3 separate regions of the Homo sapiens genome follow, and regions 1 and 3 are each linked to region 2. The links are chromatin loops, found by intact Hi-C in ENCODE. Cell type or tissue: mammary epithelial cell. All regions are shown on one strand. Each heading gives the region's core, and the rest is flanking DNA. Links, peaks and the distances in the headings are about the cores only. Region 1 overlaps SAMTOR (S-adenosylmethionine sensor upstream of mTORC1). Region 2 has its middle 68 kb from the start of LINC03076. Region 3 has its middle 41 kb from the start of SMIM30.

Evidence for each region. A loop is a pair of places that touch in the nucleus more often than their neighbours do. Peaks named below come from ENCODE experiments on the same cell type or tissue, not always from the same donor. Only the 100,000 strongest peaks of a DNase experiment are listed, where the experiment ranks them.
Region 1: it touches region 2 in a loop (13-fold over the local background); 17 of 110 quality-filtered maps call a loop at or near these places.
Region 3: a loop joins it to region 2, with 8 times the contacts of the local background. A loop is called at or near these places in 3 of 110 quality-filtered maps.

What each region holds. Positions count from the first base shown.
Region 1 is chr7:112,863,938-112,874,697 of GRCh38, reverse strand. All of the region lies in intron 3 of SAMTOR (S-adenosylmethionine sensor upstream of mTORC1), which reads left to right. Among named protein-coding and RNA genes, the nearest start is that of SAMTOR, 71 kb to the left of the region's middle. RefSeq lists enhancers at 5,430-5,489, 7,938-8,157. In mammary epithelial cell, for the core only: CTCF peaks have their summits at 5,332 (motif pointing right) and 8,174; no DNase peak of the experiment used is centred there.
Region 2 is chr7:112,544,272-112,555,031 of GRCh38, reverse strand. No RefSeq gene overlaps it. Among named protein-coding and RNA genes, the nearest start is that of LINC03076, 68 kb to the left of the region's middle. In mammary epithelial cell, for the core only: a CTCF peak has its summit at 4,392 (motif pointing left); a DNase peak (open chromatin) is centred at 4,371.
Region 3 is chr7:113,154,221-113,164,980 of GRCh38, reverse strand. No RefSeq gene overlaps it. Among named protein-coding and RNA genes, the nearest start is that of SMIM30, 41 kb to the right of the region's middle. In mammary epithelial cell, for the core only: a CTCF peak has its summit at 5,039 (motif pointing left); no DNase peak of the experiment used is centred there.

The DNA of each region.
Region 1 (10,760 bases), core at 1,856-9,855, 320 kb before region 2:
TACAGATGGCTAAGTTTATATTTAATTCAACATATTTCTGTATTATTACTCTTGGTTGCTTTATTTTTAGATTCAAGGGGTACTTGTTACAAGGATATGTTGCGTGATACTGAGGTTTGGGCTTCTCTTGATACCATCACTCAGATAGTGAATAGAGTACCTAATGGGAAGTTTTTTATCCCTTACCCTCCTACCTCCCTCCTCTACGTTTGGAGTCCCCAGTGCCTTGTTCTCATCTTTATGTCCCTATGTACCCAGTGTTTAGTTCCCACTTGGAAGTGAGAACATGCCTCCAGCTGCATCATGTTGCTGCAGAGGACATGATTTTCTTCTTTTTTATGGCTGCATAGTATTCTGTGGTACACATGTATCACATTTTCTTTAGTCCACTATTGATGGACACCTAGGTTGATTTTGTGTCTTTGCTATTGTAGATAGTGCTGTGATAAACATAAGGGTACAGCTGTCTTTTTGGTATTTTTTATTTTCCTTTGGGTATATACTCAGTAATGGGATTGATGGGTCAAATGGTAGTTCTAGTTTTAGTTTTCTGAGAAACTCCAAACCACTTTTCATGTGGGCTAAACTAATTTACATTCCCACCAACAATGTATGTGTTCCCTTTTCTCTGTATCCCTGCCAACATCTGTTTTTTGGCTTTTTGATAATAGCCATTCTGACTGATATGAGACGGTGTCTCATTGTGGTTTTGATTTGCATTTCTGATGATTAGTGACGTGGAACATTTTTTTCAACGTTTGTTAGCCACAGGTATGTCTTCTATTAAATATCTGTTCATGTCCTTAGCCCACTTTTTAATAGGGTAATTTGTTTTTTGCTTGTTGATATAAGTTTCTTATAGATTCTAGATACTACAGCTTTGTCAGATCCATAGTTTGCAAATATTTTCTCCTATTCTCTAGGTTGTCTGTTTATTGATAGTTTCTTTTGCGGTGCAGAAGCTCTTTAGTTTAATTAGGTTCCACTTGTCAGTTTTTGTTTTTGTAGCAATTGCTTTGTAGGATTTAGTCATATATTCTTTGCCTAGGCCAATGTCCACTACAGTGTTTCCTAGATTTTATTCTAGCATTTTTATAGTTTGTGGTCTTCACGTAAGCCTTTAACCCATCTTGCATTAATTTTTCTATATGCTGAGAGGTAAGGGTCCAGTTTCATTCTTCTGCATGTGGGTAGCCAGATTCCCCAGCACCATTTATTAAATAGGGACTTCTTTCCCCATTGCTTATTTTTATTGACTTGTTTGAAAATCAGCTCCTTGTGTGTGGCTTTATTTCTGGGTTCTTTATTCTGTTCCATTAGTGTATGTATCTGTGTTTGTACCAGTGCCATGCTATTTTGCATACTGTAGCCTTGTATTGTAGTTTGCAATTGGGTAATGTGATGTCTCCAGCTTTTTAACTTTGGCTGAGGATTGCTTTGGCTATTTGGGCTCTTTTTTGGTTCCATGTGAATTTTAGAATAGTTTTTTTTTTAATTCTGTGAAAAATAACATTGGTGATTTGATAGGAAGAGCATTGAATCTGTACATTGCCTTGGGCAGTATGGACATTTTAACAATACTGATTCATCCAGTTCATGAGCATGGGATGTTTTTCCATTTGTTTATGTCACCTGTAATTTTTTTTTTAGCAGAGTTTTATAGTTCTCTTTGTCAGAGATCTTTCACCTCCTTGGTTGGATATATTCCTAGGTATTTGTGTGTGTGTGTGGGTGTGTGGGTGTGTGCACGCACGTGCACACACGCACACAGCTACTGTAAAGGGGACTGCATTCTTGATTTGGTTCTTAGCTTGAGTGTTACTGGTGTAGAATGGCCATTATAAATAGTATAGAAATGCTACTGATTTTTTAAATTTCTTTTTTTTTTTTTTACTACTGATTTTTATACATTGATTTTGTATCCTGAAACTTCACTGACTGTTTAGGAGACTTTTGGTGGAGTCTCTAGAATTTTCTGAAGAACAGAATCATACCATCAGTGAAGAGAGATAATTGACTTCCTCTCTTCCTATTTGGATGCCTTTTATTTCTCTTTCTTGATTGCTCTGGCTAGGACTTCATTATCATTTTATGTTCAACTATGTTGAATAGGAGTGATGAGAGTGGACATTTTGTCTTGTTGCAATTCTTAGGTAGAATGCTACCAGCTTTTGCCAGTTCAGCATGATGTTGGATGTGGGTTTGTCATCGGTGGCTCTTATTATTTTGAAGTATATTCTTTAGATGCCTAGTTTGTTGAGGATTTTTATCATGAAGGAATGCTGGATTTTTCTATTGCTTTTTCTGTATCTAGTGAGATGATCATATGGTTTTTAATTCTGTTTATGTGGTGAATGACTTTATTGATTTGTATGTGTTGAATCAATCTTGCAACCTAGGAATAAGGCCTACTTAATCATGAATTAACTTTCTGATGTGCTGCTGGATTTGGTTTGCTAGTATTTTACTGTGGATTTTTTCATCCATGTTCATCAAGTATATTGGCTGTAGTTTATTGTTGTTTTTTCATTGTGTCTTTGCTAGATTTGGCATCAGGGTGATACTGGTTTCATAGAATGAGTTAGGAACGAATTCCTCCTCCTCGATTTTTTTGGGGGGATAGTTCCAATAGGATTGATACCAGTTATTTTTTGTGCTTCTGGTAGAATTCGGCTATGAATTCCTCTGGTCTGGATTTTATTAATTACTGATTCAATTTCGGAACACATTGGTCTCTTCAGGGTTTCAATTTCTTCCCAATTTAATCTTTGGACATTGTGTGTTTTTAGGAATTTCCTCTAGAATTTCTATTTTGTGAGCATAGAGGTGTTCGTAGTAGTCTCTAGGGATCTCTTGTATTTCTTTGGGATTGGTATCATGTCACCTTGTCATTTCTGATTTTGCTTATTTGAATATTCTGGTTGTTTGTTTAACTAGTGGTCTTTGTTTAACTAGTGGTCTGTCAATCTTGTTTATGCTATTAACATTGATCATTTGTATGGTTTTTTGTTCTTGATTTCATTTACTTCTGCTCTAATTTTAGTTACTTTTTTCTTCTGCTAGCATTGCAATCAGTTTGTGTTTTTCCAGTTTCTTTAGGTACAATAGTAGATTGTTAATTTGAGACCTTCCTATCTTGGTGTGGCATTTAGCACTACAAACTTTTCTCTTAATGCTGCTTTTGCTGCATTGTAGAGGTTTTGGTATGTTGTGTTTATATTTTCATTTGTTTCAAATAGTTTTTGATTTATGCCTTAATTTCATTGTTTACCCAAAAGTCATTCAGGAGCAAGTTAATTTAGTTTCCATGTAATTGTGTGGTATTGAGAGTTCCTCTTGATATTGATTTCTATTTTTATTCCTCTGTGATATGAGAATATGCTTGATATGACTTTGACCTTTTTAAAATTTATTGAGACTTGCTTTATAACTGAGCATGTGGTCCATCTTAGACTACGTTCTGTGTGTAGATGACAGAAGAATGTGTTTTATGTGGTTGTTGGGTGAAGTTGTCTGTGGATGTCTGTTAGGTCCAGTTGGTCAAGTGTCAAATTTAAGTCCAGAATTTTAGTTTTTTGCCTCAATGATCTAAGCTGTGAATGAGGTGAAGTCCCCCACTATTACCCTGTGGCTGTCTGAGTCTTTTCCTGACTATAGAAGTAATTATTTTATGAATCTGCATGCTCCAACATTGGGTGCTATATTATTTAGGGTAGTTCAGTCTTCTCATGGAATTGAGCTCTTTATCATTATGTAGTGCCCTTCTCTGTGCTTTGTTACTATTGGTTTAAATTGTGTTTTATCTGATAAAAGAATAGTGACCCCTGTTTTTTTTTATATTCCATTTATGCAATAGATCTTTCTCTATCCCTTTACTTTGAGACTGTGTATTACATGTGAGATGGGTCTCTCAAAGACAGAAGATGGGTGGGTTTTTTTTTTTTTTTAATCCAATTTCCAACTTATGTCTTTCTAATGGAGCATTTAGGTCAGTTACATTCAAGGTTAATATTGATATGAGAGGTTGTGTTTCTTTCATAGTGTTATTAGTTGCTTTGTAGTCTCAATTACGTAGTTGCTTTATAGGATCTGTGAGCTGTGTGTTTATGTATGCTTTTGTAGTAGGGAATATTGTTCTTTTTCCTTGTTTAGAACTCCCTTAAGTATCTCTTGTAGGGCCTGTGATGGCAGTGAATTCTCTTAGCGACTGCTTGTCTGAAAAATACTTTATTTCTCCTTCATATATGAAGCTTAGTTTGGTGGGATATGAAATTCTTCGCTGGCATTTCTTTTCTTTTAAGAATGTTGTTTTAAAAAGGCAGGGAGCGGGAGCCCAATCTCTTATGGCTTGTAAGATTTCTCCTCAGAAATCTATTGTTAGCCAGATGGGTTTCCCTTTATAGGTAATCTTTGAGATTTTTTCTTTTGCTTTGACCTTGGATAGTCTAGTGACTATGTGCCTTGGGGATGGTCATTTTGTCTAGTATCTCACAGGACTTCTCTGGATTTCTGCATCTGTATGTCAACCTCTCTACCAAGATGGGGGAAATTTTCATGAATTATGTCCTCATGTATGTTTTCCAAGTGGCTTGTTTTCTCTTCTCTCTCAGGAATGCCAGTAAGTTGTAGATTTGATCGCTTTACATAATCCCTTATTTCCCCAAGGCTTTGTGTTCTTTTCTTCTTCTTATTTTTATTTGACAGGGTTGATTTGAAGAACCAGTCTTTGAGCTCTGAAATTCTTTCTTCTGCTTTGTCTAGTCTGTTAAGGCTTCCAACTGTATTTTGAAATTCCTCTAGTGAATTTTTTAATTCCAGATGTTCTGGTTGGTTCTTTCTTAATATGGTTATATTATCTTTCAACTCCTGGATCATTTTTCTGTTTTCTGTTGAATTTCAACTTTCTCTTGAATCTTGTTGAGTTTTCTTGCCATCCATATTCTGAATTCTGTATCATTTCAGTCATTTTATTCTGATTAGGATCCATTGCTAGGGAGCTCATGTGATCCTTTGGAGGTGATGGAACACTGGATTTCTATAATTGCCGAAGTTCTTGTGCTTGTTCCTTCTCATCCGAGGAAACTGGTGCTGCTTTTTTTGAATTTGCTATCATTGGGATGGTTTTTTTTTTTAATTTTTATGCTTTATTTCGTTGATATGACTGGTGTATGTTGAATATGATCATTTGATTTCATTTCTGGGTGTATTCATGTGTTATGGGTTCCTTGGTTGCAGATAGTTTCTACAGTGGCTTTCTCGGATGTTGCTTGGTGTAGAGATGTATTCTTGTTTGGTGGTGTAATTCAGGCTGCCGTCCAGTAGATGGCGCTTATGAGTAAGAGCCAGCAGGAGGCGACAGAGGCAAAAGAAGCATCCTTATCCCGCCAGTGCCACTGGTCTTCAGCGGGAGTGGAGCTGCTGGAGAGGCCTGCACAGCACCTCTCTCAGCCCACACGCTCTGGTCCCCAGCATGTAGAGCTGCTGCCGCATTCGTCCCAGTGCACTAATGAGCGGGGCTGGGGGCGAGAGATTACCCCCACTCTCCGAATTCATTCCTTGGCTTTGCTGTTGCCCCCTTCAGTGGCTTGTGCTTCACTTTTGTTTCCTTTGACCCAAGGAAGGCTTTGGCAGGCCACGTTCCTCCTTCTGTTGGGGCAGTCCACACTGAAGGTTAAATCTCCAGGGGACTGGAGACTGCTTCCCTCCCTGTCTTTGGACTGGTGGGCTACTGTCCCGCAACCAACCAAGGAAGCAGCCCGGGACACCCAGCAGTGACCCATGCAGACTTGTTCCAGGTCACAAAGCTGTCCCTGGCTGCAAGTCAAACCACGTAGGAGAAATACCAGCTTCAGCAACTCTCCTTCCACTCCGGTCTTGCAACAGGAGACAGCCTAATTCCAGCAACTACTGCTGGGGCACTCTCCACACTCACTGCCTGATTCTGGCTGTGGGGGCCTTTTCCCTGCTCCAGAGCAAGCACTCCAGTCTCTGACTGATACTAAAATGTCTGCAGTGGCTGCTGTTGCCAGGTGGCCAAACAGTGACTGACTTTGTGTGAGCCTGAATTTGAAATGGTGTCCTCCTCTCAGTCCTAGGTCTGGGAAAATGCCTGCAGCTTCCTGGTGTCTTTCCCTCACTATCTCTTAGCCTTTCCCCACACTACCTCCCAGTTTTGGGAGAAACAGGGCGCTCTCCCTTTGCCTGGGTTATACAGATAACTAGCAGAAAAGTGAGACACACAGGAAGACAGACTGCCCCTTTCACATACTGGGGCTTTCATTCATGTAACCAGCCAAACACCTTCACGAGGATTGCTGGCTTGCCTTCTCCTCCCCAGGGTCTAGGGTATCCTTTACTAGTCTGGTGAATTCCCATTTTCCTTCTTGAATTAAAGTTACATATTGATCTTTACGCACTATTTTTGCTATTTCCAAGTGGATGGGTAATGCTGAAAGCCTCTAATCCACCATTTTTGGGGAAAAAAGACAAAACTCTTGGTTGCTTAATAGTAGACATAGTAGTTTGCAAGTGTAAGGTGTTCTTGAGCAGCAGTCCCCAACCCTTTTGGCACCAGAGACCAGTTTCGTGGAAGACAATTTTTCCATGGACAGGGGTGAAGGGTGGTTTCGGAATGAAACTTTTCCACCTCAGATCATCAGGCATTAGATTCTCATAAGGAGCACTCCACCTAGATCCTTTGCATGTGCATTTCACAGTAGGGTTCATGCTCCTATGAGAATCTAATGCTGCTGCTGATCTAACAGAAGGCAGAGCTCAGGTGGTAATGCTTACTGGCCGCTCACCTCCTGCTATGCAGCCCGGTTCCTAACAGGCCACGGACCAATACCAGTTTGCAGCCCAGAGGTTGGGGACCCCTGTTCTAAAGCAAAGCCATAATTTTTCATGTTTTGCTTTTAAATATTAACTGTATTTGGTAAACAAGCTAACTGATAGGCATTTTATTTAAATATAGTTCTTTTCTGCAGAGTTTAGAAAAGTCTTGTGCTTTTTAGAATATTATTCCATGTTTTATGATTTATCCATTCAGGAACATTATCCAAAAGTTTTGACACATGCAAAATCCTATCCTATTACTATAGTAAGAAAATAATTTTACTTAGACTGTCAGCATACTAAGTGGCATTGTACCTATAGACACCATAACTTCTTCACGTATGGGTAGTTTTGTATCATAAAGAATTCCTGAAAATTTTTATAAGAGTAATATGAAATTCAGAAGTTGGACAGTTATAAGAAGACTTTTAATTCCATTTCCTTGAGAAATAGAAAATTATTAATTATGCCTCATGCTTTGAACAGAATTAGTAACAATATATTTTCAGTAGTTATACATGTTCTTTAATATTCATAAAATTGAGTACACGATTGAATTTTTAGCTTTTCAATTACGTGTCCAGTGATTACAAAATTGAGAGGTTGAAAATTCACTGTTTTAAGCAAGCTGAATGAATTTTATCTTTGTCTCAATTGTATTAAGATTGACAACTAAGCTTCTTATCCCTGACACTATTTTAATTTTCATTTCATTCAGGTTAGGATCCATTGCTAGGGAGCTAGTGCAGTCCTTTGGAGATGTTGAAACATTTTGGCTGTATTGTGTTTCAGTTTTCCAGTAATTTGTATCAAATGATGGACATTACAAAAACGTATAATTGACAATGGCATATGCAGGGGAAAACAGAGCCCAATTTTTAAATTCCTTCATCTGGTATTTAATGTCTTCCCCAGTTTGTTTACAATCGCATTCTTTTGAGAAAGTATAGCAGTAACATTGTTTGAAAGCATCTTGAGAGGAGGAAAAAAAGCAGGTAAGAAAAGCAGGGATTAGTATGAAGTCTGCTGCTAATTGGAAAACAAAGGAAATTTTTAAACACTTTCGAGATGTAGTATTCAGGCCTGGGCAGAGTCTATGTTTGGGACCTATAGTGGAGAATGGAGGTTGAGTCTTTGGCTTTCTAAACCTTCTACCATGAAGTTTATGGGGCAGCTGCTATTTAAAGAGGTACAACAGAAACTGAAACTCTGTAGAAGAGCCCTCTTCTTGGGTTGCACCCAACTCCCTTCCTGACTTCTTTCATTTTACCAGGCAACTGCTGTGTAGCCGCAGGCAGGTGGCCACTAGAACTCACGCCCTTCCTTCCCTGGCTCTTTTTCACTCTCCCTGTTTCACTTGGCCTGGGGAGATTACCTAGCTGTGGGTCGGCCAAAGGCAGAGGTGGCTTCTTTAGTTGTAATGTTGCACAGAATTCTGAGATGTTTCCCTATTCCAAGTTTTATAATATATTCCATTGTAAGCTTATTCTTACTATGTGGATAATAGCCAAATTCCTGGTATTGAGCAACTGTATATGGAAAAATATATAGACATTTAATCTCAAATCTTATTCTTTGTTTTTTAAATTACAGTCCTCAGTAGTATTATACATTTATTATATTGTGTATGGTTCACATTCTTCCTCAGTTCAGCTCTCTATACAGAAAAGCATGTAAAAATAATTCATAAAGCATTTTATTTATATAGCAATTACCTAAATTATATTTTAGCTGTGTGTATTTAAGGATAATAGCTTTGTCTTCTTTATCACTGTATTATTGAAACCTGTGGAATGCCTGGCATGTAAATAGTTAGTATATAGTTGAATAATCTAATATAGAATGTTAGAGGGTAATTGCTTTATTTCTGGAGAATATCATGAGTTTTTTAGGTATTTTGTTTTAAGAGACAGGGTCTTGCTGTGTTGCCCAGGCTGGAGTGAAGTGGTGCAATCATAGCTCATCATAGTGGACTCCTGGGCTCATGCAGTCCTTCCCCTCAACCTCCCAAGTAGCAAATATATGTATATAGATAAATATATATATATGAATAAATATATAAATAAGTATATATATGAATGAATATATATGAAATATATATATGAATATATGTATATATGAAATATATATGAATATATGTATATATGAAATATATATGAATATATGTATATATGAAATATATATGAATATATGTATGTATGAAATATATATATGAATATATGTATATATGATATATATATGAATATATGTATATATATGAAATATATATATATATGAATGAGACGGGACACCAGGCATGGAGGCTCACGCCTGCAATCCCAGCACTTTGGGAGGCCTAGGCGGGCGGATCACAAGTTCAGGAGATTGAGACCATCCTGGCCAACATGGCGAAACCCTGTCTTCACTAAAAATACAAAAATTAGCTGGGTATGGTGGCGTGTGCCTGTAATCCCAGCTACTTGGGAGGCTGAGGCACGAGAATCCCTTGAACCCAGGAGGCAGAGGTTGCAGTGAGCTGAGATTGCACCACTGCACTCCAGCCTGGTGACAGAGAGAGACTCTATCTCAAAAAAAAGAGAGAGATGGGGGGTCTTGCTGTGTTGCCTAGGTTGGTCTCGAACTCCTGGCCTCAAGTGATCCTCCCATATTAGCCACCCAAAGTGCTGGGTTTAAGGCATAAGCCACTGTGCCCGACTGAGAATGCCAATTTTAAAATTTTAAAATTAAGAGTATAGCGTTAATTTTAAATCTAACCAAAGATGAAATGTGAACTACAGGTGGAAGCCATCTTTGAAATACAGAAATTTTTAGGCCAGGGCTGGTGGCTCACACCTGTAATCCCAGCAGTTTTAGAGGTCAAGGCAAGCGGATCACTTGAGTCCAGGAGTTTGAGACCAGCCTGGACAACATGGCAAAACCCCATCTCTACAATAAATATAAAAATTAGTGGGGCACGGTGCTACGCACCTCTGTCCTAGCTACTTGGGAGACTGAGGCGGGAGGATCACTTAAGCCCGAGAGGTCAAGGTTGCAGTCAGCTGTGATTGTGCCACTGCACTCGAGCCTAGGTGACAGAGAGAGACCCTGTCTCAAAAAAGAAAAATATATAAATTTTTGAAGAACTTTAGCCATCTGGATTATTTTCCCACCTCAGTTCTCCAAAGCAGTGGTTTTGGACTCCAAAGAAATATTGTTACCTGTGTTAATTTGATAGTGGTTAAAACACAGAACTTTCAGCTGTAAATATGAGTGTAGAGTGGTCAAGTACTTCAGAGTGAAGTACTCAGTCACTCTCTAAGCCTTTAAGCAGTATTTGTTTAAGAATCATTCTTGAGGAAAAGCCTACCCCCCAAAGATCTTTGTACTGTTATGGATTAACTCCAGGTTGAATACAAATAGAATTCACAGTATCCTATCATTAAACTTTATCATAAAAACACAGGAGAACCCATGTCCAAATGCCAGATTTTTTTTTTAACTTTTAAATTCAGGGGTACAAGTGTAGGTTTGTTACATAGGTAAACTTGTGTCATGGGGGTTTGTTGTACAGATTATTTCATCACCCAGGTATTAAGCCTAGTACCCATTAGTTATTTTTCTTGATCCTCTCCATTTTCCCACCCTCCAATAGGTTTCAATGTGGGTTGTCCCCCTCTGTGTCCATGTTTTCTCATTTAGCTCCCACCTATAAGTGAGAACATGTGGTATCTGGTTTTCTGTTCCTGCGTTAGTTTGCTGAGGATAATGGCCACCATGGCCATTGTCCCTGCAAAGGATATGATCTCATTTTTTTATAGCTGCATAGTATTCCGTGGTGTATATGTACCACATTTTCTTTATCCAGTCTACTGTTGACGGGCATTTAGGTTGATTCCATGTCTTTGCTATTGTGAATAGTGCTGCAGTGAACATACATGTGCATGTGT
Region 2 (10,760 bases), core at 1,167-9,166:
GTGTACCAACTTATTTGTGGACAGACTTTGTAACTTCTGGGTATCTACCTGGGGTTGGAGCTGCTAGGTCATATGGTAACCCTACATTTAATCATTTGAGGAACTGCCAGACTGTTTTCCAAAGTGAATGCACCAATTTACATTCCTGCCAGCAGTGTGTAAGAGTTCCAATTTTTCAGAACTTCACCAACTCTTGTTATTATCAGACTTTTTTTATTCTAGCCACCCTAGTGGTTGTCAAGTGCTATCACTAAAGGTTTTTGAGCCAATAATAAATGCAAATTTAGTTTCAGAAGGATGACTCTGACATCAAGATGGGGAAAGAATTGAAATAAGTAGGACTAGAGGCATAAAAGTCTAATAAAGAGATTCTAGCAAAGTTAGTAATAATATATAATTGAATTTGCCAGGAGAGTACATCTTAAATATTTTCACTGCTGAAAACAAAAACACAAAATTTAACTATATGAGGTTAAAAGAGAGAGATGATAAACCTATGACATAGTATATGTTTCTGTCAGTGGCTACTTAAGAAATATTACAAGTAAAAGAGGCCCATCACTCCAACTACTTTGTAATATCAGGGTCTTGACTTCACATTGTTTCCTCTAAAAGTTGATCATAATCTTTTAACAACTATCATGAAAATGGAGGCCACATTTTAAGACTCTTCCAAAGGAAGCCACCTCTTCTACACCTACCAAGTTCTTTGCCTGTTCTTCCCACTTTCATCCACCCCAGTGATATTTCTGGACACAACTAGTGGTGATCCTGTTTTTAATGCATTAACAAGGATTAGGCAATTAATTGGCTCTAGAAGGTGAGAAAGAAAGAGGAGTCTAGTAACTCCTGGTTTCTGGCTGGGGTGGCTGGTAAATACTAGTTCTCACTAAGACACATAAAGCAGACCAGGAAAGAGTACTCAGGGGAAAAGGAAGTGTAGTTAGGGAAAAAGGAAGTATTCAGATTTAAGCACTTTGACATTGGAGACATCCAGGAGAAGAATTGGGCAAATAGCTGGATAGGAGTTCCCATGGTAGCGCTTCAAATTGTCTGCTTCAAGTGCTTAAACTACAAGCCTGCAGAAAAGCTTAATTATTTGCTCATTTAAATGTCTAGAACTTGCCATCCTCCTGCCCTCTGCTGTAGTAAATAGAGTTTGAAATTAGAAAATTGGCCCCAATACTCAGTGAAAAGAAATTTGGAGGAAGTATCTCAGCAAAAGATAAAGAATAGCTATGTATTTCCCCAATTCTCTTCCGTTCTTTGCTGGTGAGATGCACCATGTTTACAAAATCTAGAACCAATAACCGACTTCCCCGATACTAGAATTCATTTGTTCACTCAGTTGTTCAACAGAAATGCATCAAGTGTCAGGTACTATTCAGCTGTTCAAGATGCAATTTATTAAACAAAAGAGACATGGTTTCTGCCCATCTTATCCCCTGCCATGGAGGTGCCTCCATGGTTTTTCTCACTCACAAGCTATTTTTCTGGAAAAGACAATCATCTAGCATCTGGGAATTGCACTAGATAGGAAGATTTTATTTTATGCATCAAATAATTTTTAATAATTATTTAAACCACCTTGGAAAAACATTTTTAAATGGTTGGCAGTTCTCCTAGAATACTAAGTTTCGCGAACAACATGAAAAAAATGGTTACAAAATTGTTTAAATCTCCAAAGAATATAATGCTAATTTTCTAAAGTAAGATAAGAGTTGAAAATCCTAGTTTAAAAATGGAAACTCAGAATAAAATGTTAAATACAAAACTGTAAACACTGCAGCACTGTTTGCCTCTGGCTCAAAAAGCAAAAAAAGCAGGGCATTGAGAGGGAGCCACACTGATGTTTGCAAGGCTTTTATTTAATGGTGCAGTTTCTTTTTTTTTTTTTTTTTTTTTTTTAAAGGATTGGCTTTTTTTTTTTTTCATGTTGAAGGATTGAGCACATATTTCTATTGAGGATCTTGAGTTAGTTTGCTACTTAAAATGCAAGTTCCTTATACAGATAAGGTTTGTGTCCTATTTCCAAACACATATAATGAGTGTAGTAAAGAGGGAATTTCTTTTTTTGTTTTTCTTTTTTGGAGATAGAGTCTCTTTCTGTTGCTCAGGCTGGAGTGTGGTGGCGTGATTGCAACCTCTGCTCCCAGGGTTCAAGCTCACTGCAACCTCCGCTTCCAGGGTTCAAGCTCACTGCAACCTCCGCTTCTAAGGTTCAAGCAATTCTTGTGCCTCAGCCTCCTGAGTAGCTGGGACTACAGGCATGAACCACCATGCCCAGCTAATTTTTTCTATTTTAGTAGAGATGAGGTTTTACCATGTTGTCCAGGCTGGTCTCAAACTTTTTTTTTTTTTGTCCTCTTTAGATTTATTTAATCTCAAGAATTTCTTATTTATTTATTTATTTATTTATTTATTTTTTATTGATCATTCTTGGGTGTTTCTCGCAGAGGGGGATTTGGCAGGGTCATAGGACAATAGTGGAGGGAAGGTCAGCAGATAAACAAGTGAACAAAGGTCTCTGGTTTTCCTAGGCAGAGGACCCTGCGGCCTTCCGCAGTGTTTGTGTCCCTGGGTACTTGAGATTAGGGAGTGGTGATGACTCTTAACGAGCATGCTGCCTTCAAGCATCTGTTTAACAAAGCACATCTTGCACCGCCCTTAATCCATTTAACCCTGAGTGGACACAGCACATGTTTCAGAGAGCACAGGGTTGGGGGTAAGGTCACAGATCAACAGGATCCCAAGGCAGAAGAATTTTTCTTAGTACAGAACAAAATGAAAAGTCTCCCATGTCTACTTCTTTCTACACAGACACGGCAACCATCCGATTTCTCAATCTTTTCCCCACCTTTCCCCCGTTTCTATTCCACAAAACCGCCATTGTCATCATGGCCCGTTCTCAATGAGCTGTTGGGCACACCTCCCAGACGGGGTGGTGGCCTGGCAGAGGGGCTCCTCACTTCCCAGTAGGGGCGGCCGGGCAGAGGCGCCCCTCACCTCCCGGACGGGGCGGCTGGCCGGGCAGGGGGCTGACCCCCCCACCTCCCTCCCGGACGGGGCGGCTGGCCGGGCGGGGGGCTGACCCCCCCACCTCCCTCCCGGACGGGGCGGCTGGCCGGGCGGGGGGCTGACCCCCCCACCTCCCTCCCGGACAGGGTGGCTGCCGGGCGGAGGGGCTCCTCACTTCCCAGACGGGGTGGCTGCCGGGCGGAGGGGCTCCTCACTTCTCAGACGGGGCGGTTGCCAGGCAGAGGGTCTCCTCACTTCTCAGACAGGGTGGCCGGGCAGAGACGCTCCTCACCTCCCAGACGGGGTCGAGGCCGGGCAGAGGCGCTCCTCACATCCCAGACGGGGCGGAGGGGCAGAGGCAGTCCCCACATCTCAGACGATGGGCGGCCGGGCAGAGACGCTCCTCACTTCCTAGATGTGATGGCGGCCGGGAAGAGGCGCTCCTCACTTCCTAGATGGGATGGCGGCCGGGCAGAGACGCTCCTCACTTTCCAGACTGGGCAGCCAGGCAGAGGGGCTCCTCACATCCCAGACAATGGGCGGCCAGGCAGAGATGCTCCTCACTTCCCAGACGGGGTGGCGGCCGGGCAGAAGCTGCAATCTCGGCATTTTGGGAGGCCAAGGCAGGCGGCTGGGAGGTGGAGGTTGTAGCGAGCCGAGATCACGCCACTGCATTCCAGCCTGGGCACCATTGAGCACTGAGTGAACGAGACTCCGTCTGCAATCCCGGCACCTCGGGAGGCCGAGGCTGGCGGATCACTAGCGGTTAGGAGCTGGAGACCGACCCGGCCAACACAGCGAAACCCCGTCTCCACCAAAAATATACGAAAACCAGTCAGGCCTGGCGGCGCGTGCCTGCAATCGCAGGCACTGGGCAGGAGTGAGGAGAATCAGGCAGGGAGGCTGCAGTGAGCCGAGATGGCAGCAGTACAGTCCAGCTTCCGCTCAGCATCAGAGGGAGACCAATTGTGCAGTTTCAGTGATGAAAATTACTAAAACCCTAGATGAGACTGTTTAATCAAAGAATAATAGCACTTTGCTAAATTCTTATTGAAGTTTAATTTACATACAAAATTCTCTCATTCTAAGCAAACAATTTGATAGGTTTTGACAAATGTATACAGCCATGTACCCCATCAACACAATAGATATAGAGCAGAGGTTAATAGAACTTTTGGTAATGATGGAAATATTCTGTATCTGGCTTGTCCAATGTGGTAGCCGTGAACTACATTGGCTATAGAACACTTGAAATGTGGCTTGGGGAATTAGGGTGCTGAATTGTTAACTATCTCATTTTAACAGCACATAGCATTTTCTTCACTCCCAAAAGTTCCTGTTGCTATCATCTTGCAGTGTTACTCTAGTGCCCTCTACTGACAAAGCCTAGCATTCCACTAGCTGGCAAATAAATATTTATAGGATGCAACCTCACTATTACAAAGCAGGGACTAGAAGGGTAGATTTCAATCGATGACTGGTCCAATAGGTGTGCTTAATTTTGATGAATTTCAGTTTATCCATTTTCTTTGTCCTTTTTGTCTTACCTTAGAAATCTTTGACTAAATAGTTTCTCTTAGATTTTCTTTTAGAAGTTTCGTAGTTTAGCTCTTACATTTAGACCTATCATTCAACTTGTGTTAACATTTTTATATGGTGGCCAGGTATGGTGGTTCATGCCTGTCATCCCAGCATTTTGGGAAGCAAGGTGAGAGGATCACTTGTGGCCAGGAGTTCAGGGCCAGCCTGGGCAACATAGGGAGACCCCATCTCTACAAAAAATACAAAAGTTAGCCAGGCATGGTGGCATACCCCTGTGGTCCTAGTTACTCAGGAGGTTGAAGCGGGAGGATCACTTGAGCCCAAGAGTTCAAGGCTGCAGTGAGCTTGATTGTGCTACTGCACTCCAGCCTGGGTGACAGAGTGAGACCCTATCTCTAAAAAAAAAAAAAAAAAAAAAAAAATTACATGGCGTGAGGTAATGATATTTTTACATATGGATATCTAATAGCTTCAGCATTTGCTGAAACACATTTGTCAACAATCACTTGACCGTTTACATACCGGTCTATTTCTGAACTCTCTGGTTTATATGTCTATCCTTACACCAATGAAACTATTTGGATTATAGCAACTTTATAGTAAATCTTGAAATCAGTTACTGTGAGTCTAACTTTATTCTTTTTCAAAATTATTTTGGCTCTTCTGGGTAGTGTGCACTTCAATATAAATTTTAGAATCAGCTTGTTAATTTCCATTAAGGAAAATGCCTCCTGGGATATGCGAGATTTTATTAAATCTATAAATGAGGTTAACTGACATTTTAATTCTATTGCATCTTCCAATTCATAAATTCAGTATATCTTTCCATTTATTGTAATTTTATAAAATGTATCTAAGCAATGTTTTGTAGTTTTCCTCAGTTGTTATTCTGGGGATTAGACAAACTCACAATTCTTACCCCTTCTGGTTCAGAGATTAAACTTTTGTCTGTCTTTCAGCTGCTTTTCAATACTTTCTAATATCTTTAAATAGTTTTTTAATTATTTAACAAGTTTTTATAATTATCTGCTTGGAATTTGTGGGATCACTTCACTCCTCCAAAAGCAAACTCCTTAAATATGTTGATAATAATCAAGTCTAAAGCAAAGATTAGAGCTCTTCTTGGCTCTAAATTCTATCAACTTTCTAGTCACATCTGGTGCTTGCATTATGATATCTTCATTTTAGTCAGCTAAAGCCTGAAATAGGAAGAACAAAATAGACAAAGCAAGCTCGTTTTCTATCAAGCTTCTTATATTTGTGAATTACACAGATTAGAACAGATTTACCAATCAGAAAACCCAAAGATGTGGTCATTCTCTCAAAATATTATATTATAAAGCACGTAAAAATCCTCATGGAAAGTGAAGTAGTGAGGAGAGTACAAGTACATATTTCACAATATTATCCAATGTGTTTTATTTCTCATTTCCAGTAATTCCTCCTACCATGCAACTATTTTCCCCAATTTCTTCGTTCAGAAAGCAGCAAGAGCAAGGGGGTCTCATATTCACTGCCATGTTCAGGTTTTGTTGTTACAGCAGAAATGAAGTTGGAAAGAAATTAGTTAATACTAAGTATTTGAAGTACAAATTAGACTTGAATATTCTGACAAAAACAATATCCTTATTTAACTTAATTATTCAATTTTATTTTTAAAATATTTGACTAGTTGATACATGTACATAGTACAGCATTCATAAAGTACAAAAAAAGTCTATCATGAAAAAGTTTCCTTCACTCATTTCTCCCCACCAGCAAGTTTCTTCTCATGTTTTCTTCTAAAACCTTTATAGTTTTATTTTTTATATAAAAATACTTGAATCATCTGAAGGTATTTTTATGTAAAGTGTAAACTGTGGATCCACTTTGGTTTTGTTTCCAGGTGGTTACTCAATTGTACCAATACCATTTGCTAAATAATCTACATTTCTCTTTACTAATCTGAAATGTTGCTTTCATCATCTGGATATTGAGGGCTTTAAAGCAATAAAACAATTTCAAACTACATACACCTCTATTTGCCTTTTTTAGATCACTACTTAATTTCACATTGTTTTTGGTATTATGTAGTAAACAAAGAGAAATTTTAACTTGGAAAAATTATTTTTATAAAACTTTCTAAATGATTCATCAGTTTCCTATGATTAGCATTTAGAGAATACTTACTATATAACAAGCAACTCACTGGGTATGAAGGAAATGGAAGTGTTTATATATTTATTTATTTTTGAGGGTCTCACTCAACCAGGCTAGAGTACAGTAGCGCTATCACAGCTCACTGCAGCTTCAACCTCCCAGGCTGAAACAATCTTCCCACCTCACCCTCCTGAGTAGCTGGCCACAGGCATGCAACACTACATAATTGCTTGCTTAGCTGTACTATTTTTTGTAGAGACTGTGGGTGGCTATATTGCCCAGGCAGGTCTTGAACTCCTGGCCTCAAGCCATCTTCCTGCATTGGTCTCCCAAAGTGCTGGGATTACAGGTGTGAGCCACCATGCCTGGCTGAGTTGTTCATTTTGATAAAACGTTTGCTCAAAACCTATCCTATGATAGACTATCTGGAAACACAAACCATCAAGAGGTTTATCTCTGGGGAAGTGACTTAATTTTTATGGCATACCCTTTTTTCACTTTTTGAATTTTATGTCCTATGTCTGTTACTTATTTTAAAAGTTTTGATTCTAAAATCCTATGGAGGGACCAAGATGGCCGACTAGAAGCCACTGTGAACCACGGCTCCCACTAAGGAGAACAAAAATGGTGAGTGGATCCTGCACCTTCAGCTGAGGTATGCAGATTCTCTTATTGGGACTGATGAGGCGGTTGGCATGACCCACAGAGAACGAGGAAAAGCAGAGTGGAGCAAAGGCCCACCCGGGAGCTGCACAGGGCAAAGGGAACTCCCAACCCCAGCCAAGGGAGGCGGTGAGTGATTGTTCTACCCCACCCAGGAAAACATGCTTTTTCCATGGATCTGTGCAACCTGCGATCAGGAGATCCCCTCCGTGAGCCCACGCCACCAGGGCCTTGGGTCCCAAGCACAGAACTGTGCAGACATTAGGTAGCCGCTCAGGTTGCGGCCAGTGGCAGCACACTGGAGACTGCCTAAGACACACCCAAGTTGGTTGGGTAGGGGGTGGGGACAGCCGCCATCCCTGCAGCTCCAGTCGGCCGTTCTCCCCTGCCGGTGCCAGGGAGACCGGATGATTTGCACTGGGAGGAATTCCCCACGGTACGGCTGTGGCAGACCACGGCCAGACTGCTTCGTTAGGTGAGACCCGGATCCATTTCTCCTCACCAAGCAGGGCCTCCCTGTGGGAATTTCAGCAACTCCAGCCAGATGTTTACGGACAGAACGCTGATCTCCCTAGGACTGAGCCCCTGCGGGGAGGAGTGGCCGAAATCTCCATGGTTCAGGGGATTTAGTCTTTCCTGCCTGCTGACTCTGAAGAATCCAGGCAGCCCGGACAAGGGGGGTTCCCTACAGTGCAGTGCGTCCACTCTGCCAAGGGGCAGCCAGAGTGCTTTATTAAGCGGGTCTTGATCCTGTGTCTCCTGACTGTGTGAGACCCCTCCCAACAGGGGTCGCCAGACACCTTATAAAAGAGTGTTCCCACCAGCATCAGGTCGGTGCCTCTCTGGGATGGAGCTCCCAAAGGAAGGAGCAGGCAGCCATCTTTGCTGTTCCGCAGCCTCCACTGGTGACACCTCCAGGTGTGGAATGACCTAGGTGAATAGGGTCAGGAGTGGACCCCCAGGAAACCACAGCAGCTCTATGGAAGAGGAGTCTGACTATTAAAAGAAAAATAAATAGAAAGCAACAACAACAAAATGAAAAAGACCCCACAAAAAAACCATCCAAAGGTCAGTAGCCTCAAAGTTCACAAAGATGAGAAAAAATCAATGCAAAAACGCTGAAAACTTGGAAAGCCGGAGTGCCTCTTCTCCTCCAAATGACTGCAATACCTCTCTAGCAAGGGCACGAGCTGGGCTGAGGCTAAGATTGATGAACTGACAGAAGTAGGCTTCAGAAGGTGGGTAATAACAAACTTCAGTGAGCTGAAGAACTATAGTCTAACCCAATGCAAAGAAGCTGAGAACAATGATAAAACATTACAGGAGCTGTTAACCAGAATAACCAGTTTAGAGAGTACCATAAATGACCTGATGGAGCTGAAAAACACAACACAAGAACTTCACAATGCAACCACAAGTATCAATAGCCAAATAGACCAAGAAAAGGAAAGAATCTCAAAGCTTAAAGACTATATTGCTGAAATAAGTCAGATAGACAAGATTAGAGAAAAACAGAATGAAAAGGCATGAACAAAACCTCTGAGAAATAGGTGATTATGTAAAGAGACCAAACCTACGACTGATTGGGGTACCTGAAAGAGACGAGAACCAAGTTAGAAAACCAAGTTAGAAAACATACTTTGAGATATCATCCAGAAGAATATCCCCAACCTAGCAAGAGGGCAAATGTTCAAATTCAGGAAATCCAGAGAACCCCAGTGAGATACTCCATGAGAAGATTATCCCCAACACACATAATTATCATATTCTGAAAAGTCAAAATAAAGAAAAAATCTTAAGGGCGCCAGAGAGAAAGGCCAGGTCACCTACAAAGGGAAGCCCATCAGACTAACAGTGGACCTCTCAGTGGAAACCTTACAAGCCAGAAGAGATTGGAGGGGTCAATATTCAACATTCTTACATGAAAGAATTTCTAACCCAGATTTTCATATCCAGCCAAGCTAAACTTCATAAGTGAAGGAGAAATAAAATCCTTTTCAGACAAGCAAATGCTGAGAGAATTCATCACCACCAGGCCTGCCTTGCAAGAGCTTTTGAAGGAAGCACTAAATATGGAAAGGAAAAACTGCTACCAGCCACTACAAAAACACACTAAAGTGCACGGACCAGTGACACTCTGAAGCAACCACATAAACAAGTCTGCAAAATAACCAGCTAGCATCATGATTACAGGATCAAATTCACACATAACAATACTAACCTTAAATGTAAATGGGCTAAATGCCCCAATTAAAAGACACAGAATGTCAAGCTGGATAGAGTCAAGACCCATCAGTGTGATGTATTCAAGAGACCCATCTCACATGCAAAGACACACATAGGCTCAAAATAAAGGGATGGAGGAAAATTTACCAAGCAAATGGAAAACAGAAAAAACCAGGGCTTGTAATCCTAGATTCTGACAAAATAGACTTTAAATCAACAAAGATCAAAAAAGACAAAGAAGGGCATTACATAATGGTAAAGGGTTCAAGAAGAAGAGCTAACTATTCTAAATATATATTAACCCAATACAGGAGCACCCAGCTTCATAAAGCTAGTTCTTAGAGACATACAAAGAGACTTAGACCCCACACAATAACAATGGGAGACTTTAATACCTCACTGTCAGTATTAGACAGATCTTTAGAGACAGAAAATTAACAAAGATATTCAAGACTTGAACTCTTCTCTGGATCAAGTGGACCTGATAAATATCTACAGAACTTTCCACCCAAAAACAACAGAATATATAGTCTTCTCAGTGTCACATGGCAGTCACTTATCCAAAATCAATCACATAAGATCACATAATTGGAAGTAAAATACTCCTCAGCAAATGCAAAAGAACTGAAATCATAACAGTCTCTCAGACACAGTGCAATTAAATTAGAACTCAAGGCTAAGAAACTCACTCAAAACCACACAACTACATGGAAATTGAACAACCTGCTCCTGAATGACTTTTGGGTAAATAATGAAATTAATGCAGAAATGAAGAAGTTATTTGAAACAAATAAGAACAAAGAGACAATGTACCAAAATCTCTGGAACGCAGATAAAGCAGTGTTAAGAGGGAAATTGATAGCAATAAATGCCCACAAAAAAAGCTAGAAAGATCTCAAATTGACATTCTAACATCACAACTGAAAGAACTAGAGGACCAAGAGCAAACATCCCAAAGCTAGCAGAAGACAAGAAATAACCAAGATCAGAGCTGAAATGAAGTAGATACAGACCTGAAAATCCCTTCAAAAAAATTAATAAATCCAGGAACTATTTTTTTGAAAAAATTTAAAAAATAGATACACCACTAGCTAGACTAATGAAGAAAAGAGAGAAGAATCAAATAGACACAATAAAAAGTTATAAAGGGGATATCATCAATGACCCCACAG
Region 3 (10,760 bases), core at 1,226-9,225, 610 kb before region 2:
GTTATATTCTTGTTTTTGAACTGCCATCATTTTAACATTCTCCCAGTGATTGAATGTCTGTTTGACAACTACTTTACAGAAATATAAATTTGTTTTTCTCACCTCACACTTACTGCTAACTAGGTGAATGGATGCTGGGCATGATACTAGAAAATAGAGGTAGTTATTTGGTTTTTATAAATCTTCCAAAATACACCTCATTCTGGTTATGGCTTAGTAGAGTCTCCCATCAGTGCTATCATTAATGTGATAAATAAAATAATTAAATATTACTAATTATTTTTGCAATACAAAAATAGATAATATCCAATTTCAGAGGGCCTAGGCTTCCTGACTTCCTAGTGAATGCCGACGCTTTTTAATGCCAACATTTGTGGAATGAAAGTGTTGAAGGAGGGTTCTCTTTCAAGCTTTAACAAAGCCCAAATTTCAGTAAAATAAAAGTTAATGTCACTTTATTAATTACACATAATTCATATTATCAACTTCTAATACAATCTTTGAAGAAGTCAAATAGCATCAGCTTACCCTTTAACACTATCTGCACCCTTTTTAATTAATTACATCTTTAAAATATTGACTTCCAAAGCTAACATAATTCTTTCAGGATTCTTCTGTACTGATCAGGGAATTAGGCTTTGTATTTTTCATAATATAATAAAAGAAAAAAATGAACTTTGAGGTCAAAAAGATCATGTTTTTAATCCTCTCCTTTCCATTTAACAAGGCATTAATCAATTAACCTATATGAAGTACACTAACGTTCTTCATATGTGAAAGTGTGGACAACACGCAGCTTCAATGGTTTGTGTGAGCATTATGGAAAACATTCATGACACAGGAAAGCACCCAGCATTACCTGGTACTCAGTAGGCATGCCATAAGTATGTCATGCTTGGAGGGATCACTGTCACAAAATGTGAAATGAGGTTACGACATAGAACTTTTTTAAAGGCTACAAAATATCATAAAGCCAAATTTTAACCTTTCTATGCCTTTATCTATGCATTTAATTTAGTCAAAAAGCATTACTGTGTCTCTTATGTGTGCAAGTCTGGATTCTAGATGCTAGGAACCCCAAGATATCCATTTACTGATTTCAAGGGGAAAAAATGTAGTTGTAGGAATAAATGTGTGAGAATAAAATCACAAGAAAATGCAATAAGAATGTTTACCTAGATACTTTATGAAATTGACCAGATATTTTGGTTTTATGTGGATGTAGCCATGTCCATCTTTCTAATTCAAAATTCACTTAATCTATGTATAGATTATGCAAACTGTTGGTTCACTAATTGGGCTCTGAAGTCAGTATCACTCTAGGGAACTACTAAAAGGATGAGAAGATCAGAATCTGGTTCATTACTCCTCACCCTGTTCTACAACAAGCAAAGATGTCCTGACTTTAGCATCTTTACATAATGGGGTTCAATTCAACAGTTTATTAATTTAAAAGTTGTCCAGAGCAAACAAATAAAGGTTGAAAGTCACTAATAAGAATGATTGTTTCACTTAAGCCAGGCAGAGGAAGACAAATATCACATGTTCTCACTGGTATATGAGAGTTAAAAAAGTTGATCTCATGGAGGTAGAGAGTAGAATGATGGTTACCAGAGACTGGGAAGTAGGGAATCTAAAAAGAGATTGGTACGAATGTACAAACACACAGTTAGAAAGAGTAAGTTCTAATGTTCAGTAGCAGAGTAGGTTTACTATAGTTAATGACAATGTATTGTATATTTCAAAATACCTTAAAAAGGGGGTTTGAAATGTTCCCAGATTATAGAAATGATAAGTGCTCAAGGTGATGGACCACTCAGATCCCCTGATTTGTCATTACACAGTCTATGCATGTCACAAAATATCACATGTATTCCATAAATATGTACAAATATTTAAATTAATAAAAATAAGTAAAAATAAATCTTATCAGACAACTCAAAAAAGAATTGTTTCATTAAAGCAAACTATTCAAATTTAAATATCATAGAATTATTGCACATATCATCTCCAAATTTTAGCAAGGGTGTTATAGGAAGCCTCTCCGCACATGTGACCTTTGAGCTCAGACATGGAGAATGGAAAGAAACCAACTATTCCAAGAGCTCAGGGAATAGCATTCCAGGTAGAAGGAATAATTCCTGCAAAAGCTCTGAAATAGTAAAGTGTAGAAAACAGTTTCATTGAAGAAAAAAGGTAGCCAGTGTGAGCCAGTGTGGCTGACGTATCGCAGACAAAAATGCAAGTGGAACAAGATGAGACTGGAAAGGGAGGTAGTTTTGAGATTGTGCAGGCCCTTGTAGGTCATAGTAAGGAGTTTGGATTTTATTCTACATTCAAGGAAAAGTCACTGAAGGCTATGATTAGGGGAGTCTTCTTTAAAAATTGCTGTGGCTTTAGTATGATAATGAATTTGAAGGGAGCAAGAGGAGAAAATGAACAAGTTTAAAGGTATTAGTATAGTGAAAGAAAGAGATCATGGTGTCTTAGATTAGAGTAACAGCAGTGGAATTGCAGAGCTATGGATATATTTTGCAAGTAGAATCTTCACAAACTTGCTTGTGGATTGGATGAGGTAGATACAGAAAAGAGAGAAACTGAAGATGATCCCTCTTTATTTTGTGAGCAACATGTGGTGCCATTTACTGAGATGGTGATTTCTGGAGGGAAGACAAGTCTGGGAAAACAATCAAGGTTCTGCTTTGGACACACTAAGCTTGAGATGCCTGTTTGACAACCCAGTAGATCAAGTAGGTAACTAGGAAATAGAAGAAGGAGAAGAAGGAGAAGGAGAAGGAGAAGAAGGACGAGGAGAAGAAGAGGAGGAAGAAGAACTAAGAATTATTGGGCACTTTTACTATATATGAGATACTGTCTGAAGTTCTTGGCATGTATTAAGTCATTTACCCTCAAAACAGCTTATGAAATAAGTACTTTTAGTATTATTAAGTACAATTACTAGTATTTCTATTGTATTACAGGGGAAATTTAGGCACAAAGAGAGTAAGTAACTGGACCAAACAAGTAGTAAATGGTAGAGCTGGGAACCAAGTCCACTCAGTCAGGCCCTTGAGCCCATCATCTTAACTTCTACACCCCATGGCTTCTAGGACTTGTGGCCCAGGAGAGCAGCCTCAGTTGTAAATAGATATTTGTGAGTTCTTAATTAATAAACTTTTTAATCCAAAATATATTTATCGAGCACCTGCTATGTGCTCACAATGCATCGGATGGTAATAAAGGTTTTGATGAAAACAAACACAGTGTAAGGAAAGTAGGAGTGCCTGGAGTTGGAGTGAGTGCTGTGTAATACAGCGTAGCCAGGGATGGTCCCTCTGAGGAGGTGATATTTGAGCACAAAGATGAAAGAAGTGAACATGCAAGCTGTGCACATATCTGATGAGTGAAAGTGTCACAAACAGAAAGAACAGTAAATTCAAAGGCCCTGTGGCAGAGGCATGCTTAGCATGTTTAAATATCAGCGAGGTAGCTAGGGTGGCTGGAGTAGCATAAGCTAGGGAAAATATTAGGCTGAAGAGATACTAAGTAATCAGATACTATTTAAACCATCTAACTAGATGAGATCACCTATGGAGAGTGTTTAGAAAAGAAAACCTAGCCCTGAAGCATTTTTTATTTAGAAGTCAGATAAAAAAGAAGAAACTGCAAAGATAGAAGGAAAGCTCTGCAAACAGGAGAAAAAGCGGAAGAGTGTGATGTCAGAAAAGCTAATAGCAGAGAGTATTTTAAGGAAGTGATAAATTGTTCAATGCTTCTGACAAGTCCAACAAAATGCGGATAGAGTCAGGTCCATTAGATTTGGCAACATAGAAGCTGTTGGTGATCTTGACAAAAGTAGGTCCACTGGAATGGTAGAATGAGGATGGGCTTTATTATCAAACTAAAGCCTAAATTCTTGTTTTACCATTCATAATTTCATGCACCTTTCGTAGGTTCCGTAAGGTGAACCTACTTTTGTCATCTGTAAAGTAAGGTAAAAACATTCCTCTTGGCCAGGCACAGTGGCTCATGCCTGTAATCGTAACACTTTGGGACGCCAAGACAGGCCAAGGTGCTGGAGCTCAGGAGTTCAAGACCAGCCTGGGCAACACAGTAAGACCCCCATCTCTACAAAGATTTAAAAAATTAACTGGGCATGTTGGAACATACCTTTGGTCTCATCTGCTCAGGAGGCTGAGGTGGGAGGATTACTGGACCCTGGGAGGTCATGGCTGCAATAAGCCTTGATTACACCACTGCACTCTAAACTGGGCAACAGAGTGAGACCCTGTCACACACACACACACACACACACACACAAAATCCTCTTACAGAATTGTGATGATTAGTGATAATGTATATAAAGCATCAAGCCACTCTCTGATCCTGGCCTTTTTTTACCAGCCTTAGTAACTGAGCTTCTGCTTGTTTCCAAGGCCCAATTCTCATCTTGTGTTCTGTTAGAAATTGCAGGGATGCTTTTAAAGAGTGGAAATATGATGACATAGAATTAAGGACTCAGAAACACCTGAATATCATCATTGGCCAGAATTCTCTCCAGGCTATGTCCTTTAGGAAAAGAGAGTAAAGCATCTTATGAGATGAAGCTCCTAAGGTGCTCAGAGGCCACACACCTCAAATGGAGATGAAAAGGAGCAGGGCAGAGACATTCCCCCTGTGCCTCCCATGGCTGATTGGGGCAGCGGTGGAAGAGGGGAACTAGAATAGGGTTAGGTCCAGGACCATGGAAGGATAAAAGCCTCTGAAGAGAGAAAAAATGGCTATAGCTACTTTAAAGGAGCCCACGTCTTATCATTCTGGAAGGAAGAAACAAGGTAATTCATGCCCATCTGTGTTCTTTTAAAAAAAAAATTTTTTTTGAAAGTTCTACCTTCTTGCACTATGATGGAAAGAGGGCCTTCGAATTGTATCTATCCCTGACAACATTCCTTCTTACGGTGAAACCTGTACCTGGGTATGGGAGTGGGGAGTGCAGGGGGATGTGGAGGGTGCAAGAATAGAAAAGAGCCTTGGGCTCCCCCTAGAGGTCTGTATGCTCCAGTTTGCTTAACCAGATTTCTGCCTTGTTCTATGACTAAATAGCTACTTTAATAATATTCTTAGAACTAGAAACCTGCTACACACTTTCCATTCTTTCCCCTTTCCACCATACCCGCATTTAAGTTTCCCCCAAAATCCAGCTCTGAAGCCATGCCTTGCATACTTGAAGATTTACTGGCAAACTCCTTAGATACCAACTGCCTGCCTGCCTTGACATCTGAGATTATTGATGCTGAATTCTCTCTTATTGCATATTCTCACTAATTACTGTTTTGAAGCCTCCAGAGAGGACTGTTTGCCTACGTATTGACAGAGATTCTAGATATCAATTCAGCCTCCTATGCTGGATTTCTTCCCAGCACCTGCTCCAATCTAATTTCAGATTTCTAAAATTCAATCTAATTTCAGATTTTTGTTCTTTCCATACAGCACTGTCCTGTTGCAGTGAACGTGCAAAAACTGGCGATGTCCTAAGCTGAATCTGTGTTTATTCTTGCAATTGGCTTGAAAATGTTGTTTGCCATTAATGAAAAATGTAAAGCAATGATTACTTTAGACTGGGAGACCCTGGATAGCAGGGTTAAGCCTTAATTATCTTTAATCTCTAGGATCTAGCCCACCACCTGGCATATAGTAGATGCTCAGTAGATGTTTTCAAAGGAACAGAATAAATTAATTCACTTTCAGGCATTTATGAGCTAAGCTCAATATCACGGGGATAATAGCATAGTTGTGTCTAGCTGACTTTACTTTTGAAGCGGTTAATGTGAATCCAACAATTTTTCCAAATTTTCAACAATTAAACTAGCTTACTATAGGCTTTTTCTAGTGCCCTTTCTAAAAAAATTAAAAAGAGAAGCCAGTCTATAAATTTGAGGTTCAAGGATAGTCACTAACATCCTTTGAGGACTTGAGGACATGTCGTGAGTCATGAGGTGAAAGGAACTGAAAGTGAACCCTGGAATAACAAAACTGCCCACTTTTTAAGGAAAATGGGGCTTTCTCTAGTGTGGTAATGCCTTCACGACATTCCTTAGGCAATTGAATGATCATTTCTCAAGGATTTCTCAAGAGGAAGAAAATAGGTCAATAAGAGAGCTCTGTCCATTTGGTAAGAAGTTACCTCAAATTCCATGTGAATGTTTGCACTTAAAATATAATGATTTTTAAATGACAATTCTAAATATTAATGTGAGATGCTGGTAAAAAAGTAGTCAGTTATACTTAGATAATTTACAAAGTTATGTCACAAATATCTTCATTAAAACTGGCAAAAACAGCAAAAATGCATCTACCTAAGAATTACTATAGGCCTAAAATACCATATTTGTTGCATGAGTATGATATCAGCCACTGATGTTCAAAAATAATTAAAAGAACGAGTTGCTATTTTTTTAACAAAAGTCCATTGATTTGCCTGGTTTTCTTTTTATTCAACAAATTTCACAACTACTTTGCTAGTCACTAATAATACAAAAAGGAGAAGGGACTGCCCCTAACCTAAAGAGTTCTCATTCCAGTTAAGTAAAAAATTATACCTTGTGATTATTATCTCATATTTTACTAAATTAGTTAAGCTGACCAGCTAATTGGTGTTAAATAGACACAATCAACTTGTGTCTATTTAAAATTTGTTGTGCAACATATGGGTTATCTATATTGTGTATTTCTCCTCCTTCTTAGCCCTGCTGCTCAGTTTTGTTATTTTACTACTTAGTAACATACTCATGAGACAATGGACTCAGAAAACCGTAACAAGTGAAATTATTCTTCAACTGACGTATTACGAAAAAAGACTTGCATGCTTAACTGATAAATATAAATGTGTAAGATGCTTTTGGATTACTATAAGAAAAGGTAAAAAGAAATGTGAAGGAAAGATATAAACCAACAACTCACAAAAGAAAAAAGGTTCACCTCATTACTAGTAAAATAGATGTAACTTTAAAACAGTAACATGCCATGGGTCACCTGTTCTGAAAACAGTTTTCAAGATTGATAATGTCCAGATGATAAAAATGTGGCAAGAACAGAATTTCATATATGATAGTAGAAACAAACAATCAAGATAATGTTTTAGGAAGAGATTTGAGTGATATGTCTCAAAATTTTAAATTTGTATGTCATGTACCCAGTAATTCAACTCTAGAAATCTACCCTATAGAAATATTTACACCAGCTCTCAGATAAGAATGTTCATTTGAGCCTTGTTTCTAATAGCAAAATTGGAAATAATCTGAATTGTGATTTACAAAAAGGGAGATGACTGAATAAATTACTGCACAAATCATATAATACTAAGTAGCAATTAAAAGGAATGAGGTTAAACTATGTGTACTGACATGGAATGTTATCCAGCATGTAGCTTTAAGTAAATGGAAAACAAGTTGTAAGTGTACAGTATAATTTCATTTTTGTGATAAATAGAAACCAACAAGCATGTATGTGCATGTGTTTGTTTATGCTTAGAAAAAGTCTAGAAGGATATTTATGATCATTAACATAGGTTCCTTCTGAAGAGTGAGACTGGGGTCAGAGTGGAGGAACAGCTCATGTTTGTATCGTTTGATTTTTTACAAATGCATATTAATTTCACTTTTTAAATGTTTTAACTACTCTTTTCTCCTCCTTTATCAGCAGTTCTGAAAAAAGAAACATTTTAGAGCCTGGATTTAAAATTCAAATCCTGACTTGGCATTTTCTAGATATCAAACTAATACCACAGTCTAAAAAATAGTAGCCATAATCTTTAGGTTCCATGTCTGCATTGACACATATACATGAAGGCTTTGTTCTAAAATCCCATAGTTTGAGACCTGAAGCAGAGAGTGTATACCAGTGAACACTGCTTATGTTGTGTGTGGGGTGAAATGCTATATGCTAAGAAGGATAAGCCACAGCCAAGGAGCCCCATCACACAATTCGATGCTACCAGAACTCAGTAAGTAGAACAGTCAAGACTCCAGCAACCCAATCTTTATGAAGCGTATTTGAGAACTTTGTACACAGATACATTATTTAACTTCAGGATTCTCCATTTAAGGTTATAACCAAATTGCTTCTGTGAAGTATTTTTGGGCTGCTAGATATTTTTGTCTAAAAGAAGTTACTTGTAAAATCTTAAGACAGACAAATTTCGCAAAAATTTTTCCATTAGCATATTGAAAAATGTCACATGTTTTCTCTATCAGATTTCATAAATTGACAGCCATTTTATTAAGTTAAATGACATCAGCTTTAATAATGTTTTTATTTGTCAGTCATTAGATTATTGTTCTATATTTATCTTCTTCCTGAGAGGAAAATGAACAATCAGTACCATATATCTTTTGTCCAGAAAAGTTTCTTGTCTTCCAGGATTTTATTGGATATTCTATAATAATTATAATAGTGACTGTGCTTAAAATTTATTGTGAAATTGCTGAATAACGAACACTGTTCTAAGTGCTTTACATAAATTAACTTATATTTAATCCTCATAACAAACCACAGAGGAGGCACTATTATAGTCCCATTTTATAGAGGAGGGAAATAAAGCATAGAGAAGTTTAGTAACTTCCCATAGTTATACAGCTGGTAACTGGAGAAGCCAGACTTCAAGTCCCAGGAGTCTGGCTCCAGGGTCTGTACTCCAGTCCTGACTTCTAGACCATGTTGCCCAACTACCCACAAACCAGAAGTATGTGTGATTGGGAATTGCAAGGCCAGGGTCTGATGAAGGTGAGCATAGAGTGTTGGTATGAGGTATATCACAAGCCTTGCTCATCCCCACCTCTGCATTCTCCACACCCAGAAATTAACAGGGAAGAAAATATAATCCCTTTGCACATATGATCATTTAAAATGTCACATTTTCTGAAGAGTATGGTTTTGTCATTTTGATGCATATTTCCACCTCCTACAAATACAGCATTCACTGAAAAACAAAATTACTCTGAATTATATAAAACTCCTTATCTGATATATCTTGAAACCATAAAATAATAGTAGTAGATCAATTATATTGATCCACACTAAGGCTTCCAGGACACCAGCCTGAGCATACACCCTTCCCAAAGGGAAAATTCCAGGAAATCTCTGACTCCTTGGAATACTCTAAACCAGAGGTTGCTCATTCACACACCAATAGGGTCCAGAAAGCCAGGAAGGTAAATTTAATATGTAGATCCTGTGGAGTATAATATAATCAGCAGTGGGGAAACGTGGAAGTAACTGGAGAGGGCACACTTCACCTAAGAACATGCAGATTTAGTTTTTTAAACACTGAACTAGTCACATAAAATACAGCAGAAATTATATTCTGCTCTAAACAGAATAGCATAGCAATTTGCCTCTTGGTCCGTCCAATCTGACCAGTTTATTCCATTTCCTGGAGCACTCTGTTACTGTTCTTACTCTTCCTCTGGCCTCAGCTTAATGCCAATCTCCCAACAAATCTTCTCTGACACCCAGCAGATTGGATTAAGTGACTATGGTATATACTTTTCATTATAATTTTGTTAAATATAATTTTTATTATAATTTTTTGTTCAGAAGCTTGCTATTAACTATCAATCCCCGGAATATAAGATCCCTGAAGGTAGGAACAGAGTCTATCTTGTTCACTCTTAAATTCATTTAGTCATTCAAAACATAGTTATCGCACTCCTATTAAATTCCAGGTACTATTATTCTAAAAACAAAACATACCAGTGAGAAGACAGCAGGCAAATTCTCTGTACATAAGCCTCATTGGTCTTATTTTAGTGGGAAGATGTGGAATGAATGAGTGAATTAATTAATTCATGAATGTGTGCTTTGTTAGATGGTGATAAGAAATGCAGAGTATAAAGTAGTTAGGGCAGAGGGTGTGCAGGTTGGGAGTAAGGGTTACTGTTTATAAAGGCTGGCAGAGAAGATCTCTCTAAGAAGGTGACATTTGAGCAAAGACATTAAAGAAATTATGAGTAATACATAAAGCTATCTGGGGGAGAGCTTTCCAGACAAAAGGAACATTGAGCCCACAAGTTCTTAAGCAGGAAAGTGCTTTGCCTGATTGAGGAACAGCAAAGAGCATTAGTTTTTGGAATATGCTCAACAAATGAATGAAGTAATTAATGTGTTCTCAAAGACAGAGCTGTTGAGAAGCAAAATATAATCATTTTAATATTACCTTCTCTTCCTTCCCTTATGACAAAAAAAATGCCAATAAAGAATGAAATGACAGAAAGATTAGAGAAGAGGGGCAGGAGGGATCTAGGTACTATAATACATAATTTAGTAAGGATGATTTCATGATTAACTCTTTCACATTTGTTCATTTACATAAAGGCCTAAAGTTTGGCATGGCCAAATGATATGTGCACCACAGTGCAGATTTATTTAACACCAGTATATGCACCATTCACCAATATCTAACCATGATTGTTAGACTATTTTTTACTTTTGAAAAATTGTGCTTCACCTTTTTTCAAATGTTTGAGGTATAAACCTCAAACATTTATATGTTAATTGGCATTATATATTAGTAATTGATCTTTTCTATTCTTCATGTTTCTTATCATTTAAAATGCATTAGTTACCATGGAAGCAATGTCACGGAGTAAGGGCAAACCTGGTGACATCCACAAGTGAAATATGAAATCAATTACCATAATGGCTGTGCAATTTATGGTAGTTACTTAGAAAAGGTTTAGCTGATCTAATGTGAAATAAATATC